2 separate regions of the Mus musculus genome follow, and region 1 is linked to region 2. The links are chromatin contacts, found by POLR2A ChIA-PET in ENCODE. All regions are on one chromosome and are shown on one strand. Each heading gives the region's core, a stretch centred on a gene start or an enhancer-like site at or near the end of the contact. The rest is flanking DNA. Distances are from core to core; before and after follow the strand shown. Region 1 holds the start of Gldc (glycine decarboxylase). Region 2 holds the start of Uhrf2 (ubiquitin-like, containing PHD and RING finger domains 2).

Evidence for each region. ChIA-PET counts read pairs that join two places held with the same protein, here RNA polymerase II (POLR2A).
Region 1: POLR2A ChIA-PET joins it to region 2 with 15 read pairs in embryonic stem cell. The contact joins the promoter of Gldc here to the promoter of Uhrf2 in region 2. POLR2A ChIA-PET finds 5 or more read pairs at or near these places in 3 of 5 experiments (Patski and embryonic stem cell).

What each region holds. Positions count from the first base shown.
Region 1 is chr19:30,173,961-30,176,895 of GRCm38, forward strand. It overlaps Gldc (glycine decarboxylase), which reads right to left and starts at 1,481. Exons shown (of 25, transcript NM_138595.2): 1 at 1,031-1,481; 2 at 464-542. The coding sequence starts at 1,300.
Region 2 is chr19:30,029,126-30,031,860 of GRCm38, forward strand. Uhrf2 (ubiquitin-like, containing PHD and RING finger domains 2) reads left to right here and starts at 1,388. Exons shown (of 16, transcript NM_144873.2): 1 at 1,388-1,806. The coding sequence starts at 1,654.

The DNA of each region.
Region 1 (2,935 bases), core at 231-2,730, 140 kb after region 2:
GCCTTTAGATGGGTGAGGGTGAGAGGGGAAACCGATGTGAGACAGAACAATTTGAAATTCTCGTGACTTTGAGAAGTCTAAGTCCCCTTCCAAATAAGTCTCTTCTCTAGCTGCAGGACCTCAGGTGATTTCCTTTGTCCTTTCGGAAGTCTCACCTGATCTACTGAGATAACTACCTTCTCAGCTCAAAGGAACAAAAAGCCCTTCCGGTGGGCGTGCATGAGGTGGAGACTTCTAATCCAACACGTGTCTTTTGCAAAGCCTTCTTTGGGAAAGCTTGTAGGTGCCTCGCCAGCAACTCAGGGATAAAGACCATGAAAGGGGCTTACATAGGTTTTCCTCAGGGAAGAAAAATCCCAGCGGTTTAGGGCCTGTCAAGTACTGAGCAATCCAACCCCAAAGCCGGACAGAGATTATAGAAGGCAGAGCAGCGGAACCCCTGAGAGTCCTCCCGGCCACTTACAAATAGGGTCTTCCATTTTCAAGGGTCTCTTCAAGCGGATGCTGGCGGGGACCGTCTTCTCGATGAGCTCATCAATGCTCTAAAATTTAAAAACGCAAGCTGGTGAACAGGACAGTCAGAGCAAAGAGCCTGAGTTAAGAGAGCCACTTCAGTTTATCTTCAAAGGCTGGTAGGAACTTCATTTAAATCGTCTAATTAAGAGTTCTTTTTAAAGTGAAACATCAGGAAGCAGAAATCTTTTGGAGGAAAAAAAAAAAAAATGATGGAGCCGGATGGTAAATCCGCTACTCCGGGTTCGGGAGCTGCAACTGGAGCTGACCGGATTAATGTACTCTAAGTAGGGAGTCTTCTTTTCCTGCAAAGTTAGGGTTCGTCTGGAGTTGGGGATATTTTTTAAATGCACTTTAGAAGAGCGAGAACAGAGTAAAAGTTAAGAGAGGAGAAGGCACCACGATTAAGAGCGAGCTCGCTTTCAAGCTGGGGCCCGGGACGGAGGAGGAAGGCAAGGTGGGAGCCGGGAGGCCCAGCGGGCAGAGCTCCGGCAGGGTGGAGGGTGGAGGGCCTTACCGCCAGCCCCAGCGCCTGCAGCATCTCCCTCCGGTCTTTGTCTCCGGGGCCGATGTGTCTCCGGGAGAAGTCATCGTGTCTGGGCAGGAGGCGCTCCAGAAGGCGCGAGGCCCCAGCCGCGCCGCGGTCCCCGCCACCGCCACCGCCACCGCCGCCGCTGCTGTCCCGGCTTCGCTGCGCCCAACTCAAGCCGGTGCCCCGAGCCAGGCGGTGGCCGCCCCCGGCTCCGCGGCCCAGGCGCAGCCCCCATGCCCTGGCACACAGCTGCATGGACGCCGTCACCTCCCCAGCCCACGAGGGTCAGCAGCGCTTTCCGGCCCTCCTCTGGCCCCAATGCCCCGGGAGTGGCCGCCGCAGTCCCTGGATCCCCTTCCCGACCACTGCGGGCAATGAATGGGTACAGCGAACTGCACTAACTCTTGCAAAGTTCCTCCGCCTCAGCAGGCACCTGCTCCGCACACTTTAAGCGGCGCCCGAAGGCGGGCAGTAGGATGGAGCCAGGAAACCTTTAGCCAATGGGAATGGGTTGCAGGGCGGGGGCGAGGCAGGGCCCTCCCTTTCTCTCTCCTCCTTGTCTCCCACCTCCTCCCACTTCTTTCCCCTCTTCAGCAGCAGGGTGGAGTCCCCTGCCTGATGCTGGAAGTTTAAGGTCCCAAATCCCTCTTCTTACACAGGGGTTCGGGATGCTCTATAGGCCCACTGGCCGGGTTGTAGGGCCCATTGGGGCAGCCCTAACATTCGTGAAGTTCCTGGAGCAATGCACTGAGACAGAAGACAGGAAGACTCCAATAGTTAGCTGGTCTCCACTTACTGACTTTAGGGTCACATCTCATGAAAACCACTATGGGCAAAGGAAGGTTCTTTCATAGTTATGAAATCTGGACAAAGAGCACAGCCCCTAAAATATCTTATGCTTTAATCTTTTAATAAAGATTTAATATTATTTTTTATTGATTTGTGTGTTGGGTGAAATGTCTGTCTGTGTATCACATACATGCCGAATGCTTGCAGAAGTTAGAAGTGGACATCAGATTCCCTGCAAATGGTGTTACAGGCTGTTGTGAGCTTTTATGTGGGTGCTGATAGCCCAACCATAAGAGTAGCAAGTGCTCTCAATCACTGAGCCATCCCCCTGACCCCACTTTTTTTGAGATATGATGCGATGGGAACCAAACCCCCGATCTCCCAACTAGCACCAAGCTACACCCCAGCACCTGTCTTCTCCCTCCCTCCTTTGTATGTCTCCTTCGTCTTCTCTGTACTGGTTTGATATGCACCCATTCCTGAAATTCAGTCTTCCTTTACGTGGAATGCATGAGTATGCTGTTGGTATATTGGCTATATTTTTATTTCCTGAGTAAACCTAAACAGATACTGTAATGAAAGCAAAAGCATCTCCAGGAAGCTGACCCCCAAGGACAGGAACCTGGGACCCGCCTATCTGACCTTTATACACATCCTTAACGATGACCTTAGAGTTGAAGGCAAAGAGAAACTGGGTCTTGGGAAAGACACAAGAAACAGTGTTGCCTAAACTTTCAGGGGCGACTACTGTGTCTGTTGCAGGCAGGTCTTTGCTAGACCAAATAGTTGCTAAGTTAAGACCTTCCAGTGGAAGGACTTGTAGGGAGGGCTAACTACTGTGATGAGTTTGTAGGTTAAAATGACAGGTCAGAAGAGGAGACGACTCCAATGTTCTGAAAGAATCCCTTCATTTCTATTGCTACAGGAAGCACATATTTAGGGAATCATTTAGACCCAGTGTTGGATTGCCAAATTTCCACACAAGCTGACTTCATAACTTTATTTGGTCTTCTATATAAACATCAGAATGAGGACATTTTTAGTAGTTTGGAATGTACATGATTATTGGGAACAGCATATTCTACTGAGGTAAGCTGCATT
Region 2 (2,735 bases), core at 138-2,637:
TTCAAAAAGCCCAGGTTTCCCCGGGAGGCCTACAAAAGTCTTTGAATGCTAATGTTCACACTTGCCCTTCATTATTTAGTCAACCTCTCTCAGAAGTGTAGTGTCTTCTGATGTGTGAAAATGCACTCCCAGTCTTTGCTTAAGCACCCTATCTTCTTTGAATATTCCCAGTTTATCTAAATTCTCTTAATAACAAAAGCTCTAAAATACCTTCTTGTGTGCTACTAAGGGAGTGGCAAGGAAGCTAACATTCCCTCGGTGTTTATGAGCACTATTTTACCTGGAGGAAATTGAAGCAGTTTGTTCAAGATCACAGTTAAACAGAAAGACTGCAATTCTCGCGCGTCCCAACCCGTGAGCCCAAGACTCAAGGCTTCAGACTGCAGCACACCGTTGGCAGTGCACCACGAATAACAGCCCGAGACCCTAGCATATCCTTGTAACAACAAATAGTTGATCCCTTCATGGGTCAGATTAGATGTTCTCAGATGTATCTGTTGCCTTATCAACTAAATGTTTTAGTTAACTAGGAAGCTGTCGAGGTAACTTAGAGGCTCTAGGTATATATATATATATTCATATCTCGAGCTGACGCACATTTCACTCTTCCTGTATTTCCATTTAGGCCATCTTGACTAATCAATTTGGTTGTTACAAAGTTGTGCCTCTTATCCTCATGGGAATGATTAGTACTGACATTACGGATACCGGTGAATGTAAGATAATGCGTTTGCTTTGCTTTCTCTCTTAAGTCTTCCATTTTTGGATGGGTCCCCTGAGTGTGGGGGCCGTATCCCGCCCTGGGATCTCCGGATTTTTGGATCGGAGGTGTACAGTCCTGCAAAGCCAGGATCCCTGCGGCTAAAGGCGCCCTTAGCGCAGAAGGCCCACTCGGTCAGGTCCAGCTCCCGCTCCGGCTCTCCGGTCGGGAAACGTGGGTGCGAGGCCTCTGCCCTGGGGCCTCCCGGAAGCGGGTTTCCTCGGCGGGAAGCACGTCCATCAAGCCGACGCGCCCCGGGAGAGGCCGCGTGGCGGGCGCACACCCTGGTGTGAAGTCTCGGGAACGTAGGCTGCATCCCCATTTCTTGCTCACGCCAGCGCGCAGCACGGCTAGCTATTGTTCGTGCGTTTTTGAGACCATGGAGTCTAGGCCTCAGGAGACTGCGAGGTGACCAACGACAACGAGGGCACAGGGCGAGCTGGCCTCGGCGAGCCTGCCCAACCCCGCCCTCCTCCGAGTAACGGCTCTGGAGGCCCCGCCCCCTCCCATATTAGCGCCCCCCAGGCTGTGCGTGGGGCGGAGCCCCGCGTGGATCTCGCGAGATCCGGGTTGGCGCCGTGACCTCCATGTGGGAGCTGCATCTCTATAAGTAAACAGTGCGCGCCGCCGAGCCATGGCTCCTTCCTATTTGTGAGGCGCGGGCTGCGCTCGCACCTCGGGCGGGTTCCGGTTTCCTTCCACCGAGGAGGGGCGGGCGGGCGGTCGCGCGGTCTAAGAGCGTCAGTCCTCGCCCGCACCCGCGTTCGCCGAGTCGCCGCCGCAGAGAACCGGATCCTCCCGGGGAGGCGGCGGGGACCGGGCGGGGCGCGGCGCGGCGGCCCGAGCGCAGGGCCAGACAAAGGGGCTTGGTCCCCTGTCCCCGTGCCGCCGCGATGTGGATCCAGGTCCGCACCATCGACGGCTCCCAGACGCGCACCATCGAGGACGTTTCTCGCAAAGCCACCATCGAGGAGCTGCGCGAGCGGGTCTGGGCGCTCTTCGATGTAAGGCCCGAGTGCCAGCGCCTGTTCTACCGGGGCAAGCAGGTGAGGCGCCCCGCGGGGAGCCCGGGCGCGAGCAGCCGGCGCCCCGGGACGAGGCTGGGTGTCCAGGGCTGCGCCCCGCTGTGCTCGGGATGGGCCGCTGGCGGGGCGCGGGATGCGGGGCCTGGAGCTCGGGCCTGCGGCTGCCCCCCCCCTCCCCCCAAGCGCGCCTAGCGGGTCGGAAGGTGCGGGACGCGGTGTTGTCGCTGGCAGCGGCCACGGACATAGCCTCCGAGGGTCCTGGGGGATCCTCTTCCCGCCTTTGGGGGGGGGGGGGATCGGAGCCTGGAAAGGCAACAGGCTCCGGCAGCCATGCCGGGGCGCGGGAGGGACGAGCTGGCTTTATTCGCAGCGCCGTCTCCGACTCCTCTAAGGACTTGCTTCTTTTCCGTGCCCCCGGCTCCTAGATGCGACGTGGAAAGGGAAGCACCTTATCCCTGTTTCCTCACTAGAAGGATTTGAACACTGAACATCGGAACGGTGGTAGAATGCGTGCCCCTCCTTCCTTGTCGTCAGTCTCAGACTGGGGATTTGTTCTGTAAAAGATCAGAGACCTCTAATTTAAGGAACGATGTTTGTAACCTGAAGTCGGGTTTAAGTCTGTTGAATATACGGACAGATTATTTCCCCATAAACTTTACCTCTCATCTTTGTGTGTCCCCTAAGTTCGGGCTTTCAACTCAAACCTTTCAGCATAATCAGCAGTAATTCAAAAAAAGCCAGAAAGTTGTGTTGGGCCACAAGGGTGCTTGTGGGCATCTCCGTTAATTTTAAGTAAGGCTCTGCCTGATGAGGCTAAGACGTTTCCTATCCAGTAAGTCTCAGAGTCTTATGATTAGACACCCAGACCCACATTGTTTTTCTTGCCTTTGTCTTTAGTCCACTAAAAAAGTTGGCATCCTGCAGTCAGTTGACCACAGTTTGGCTCCAGT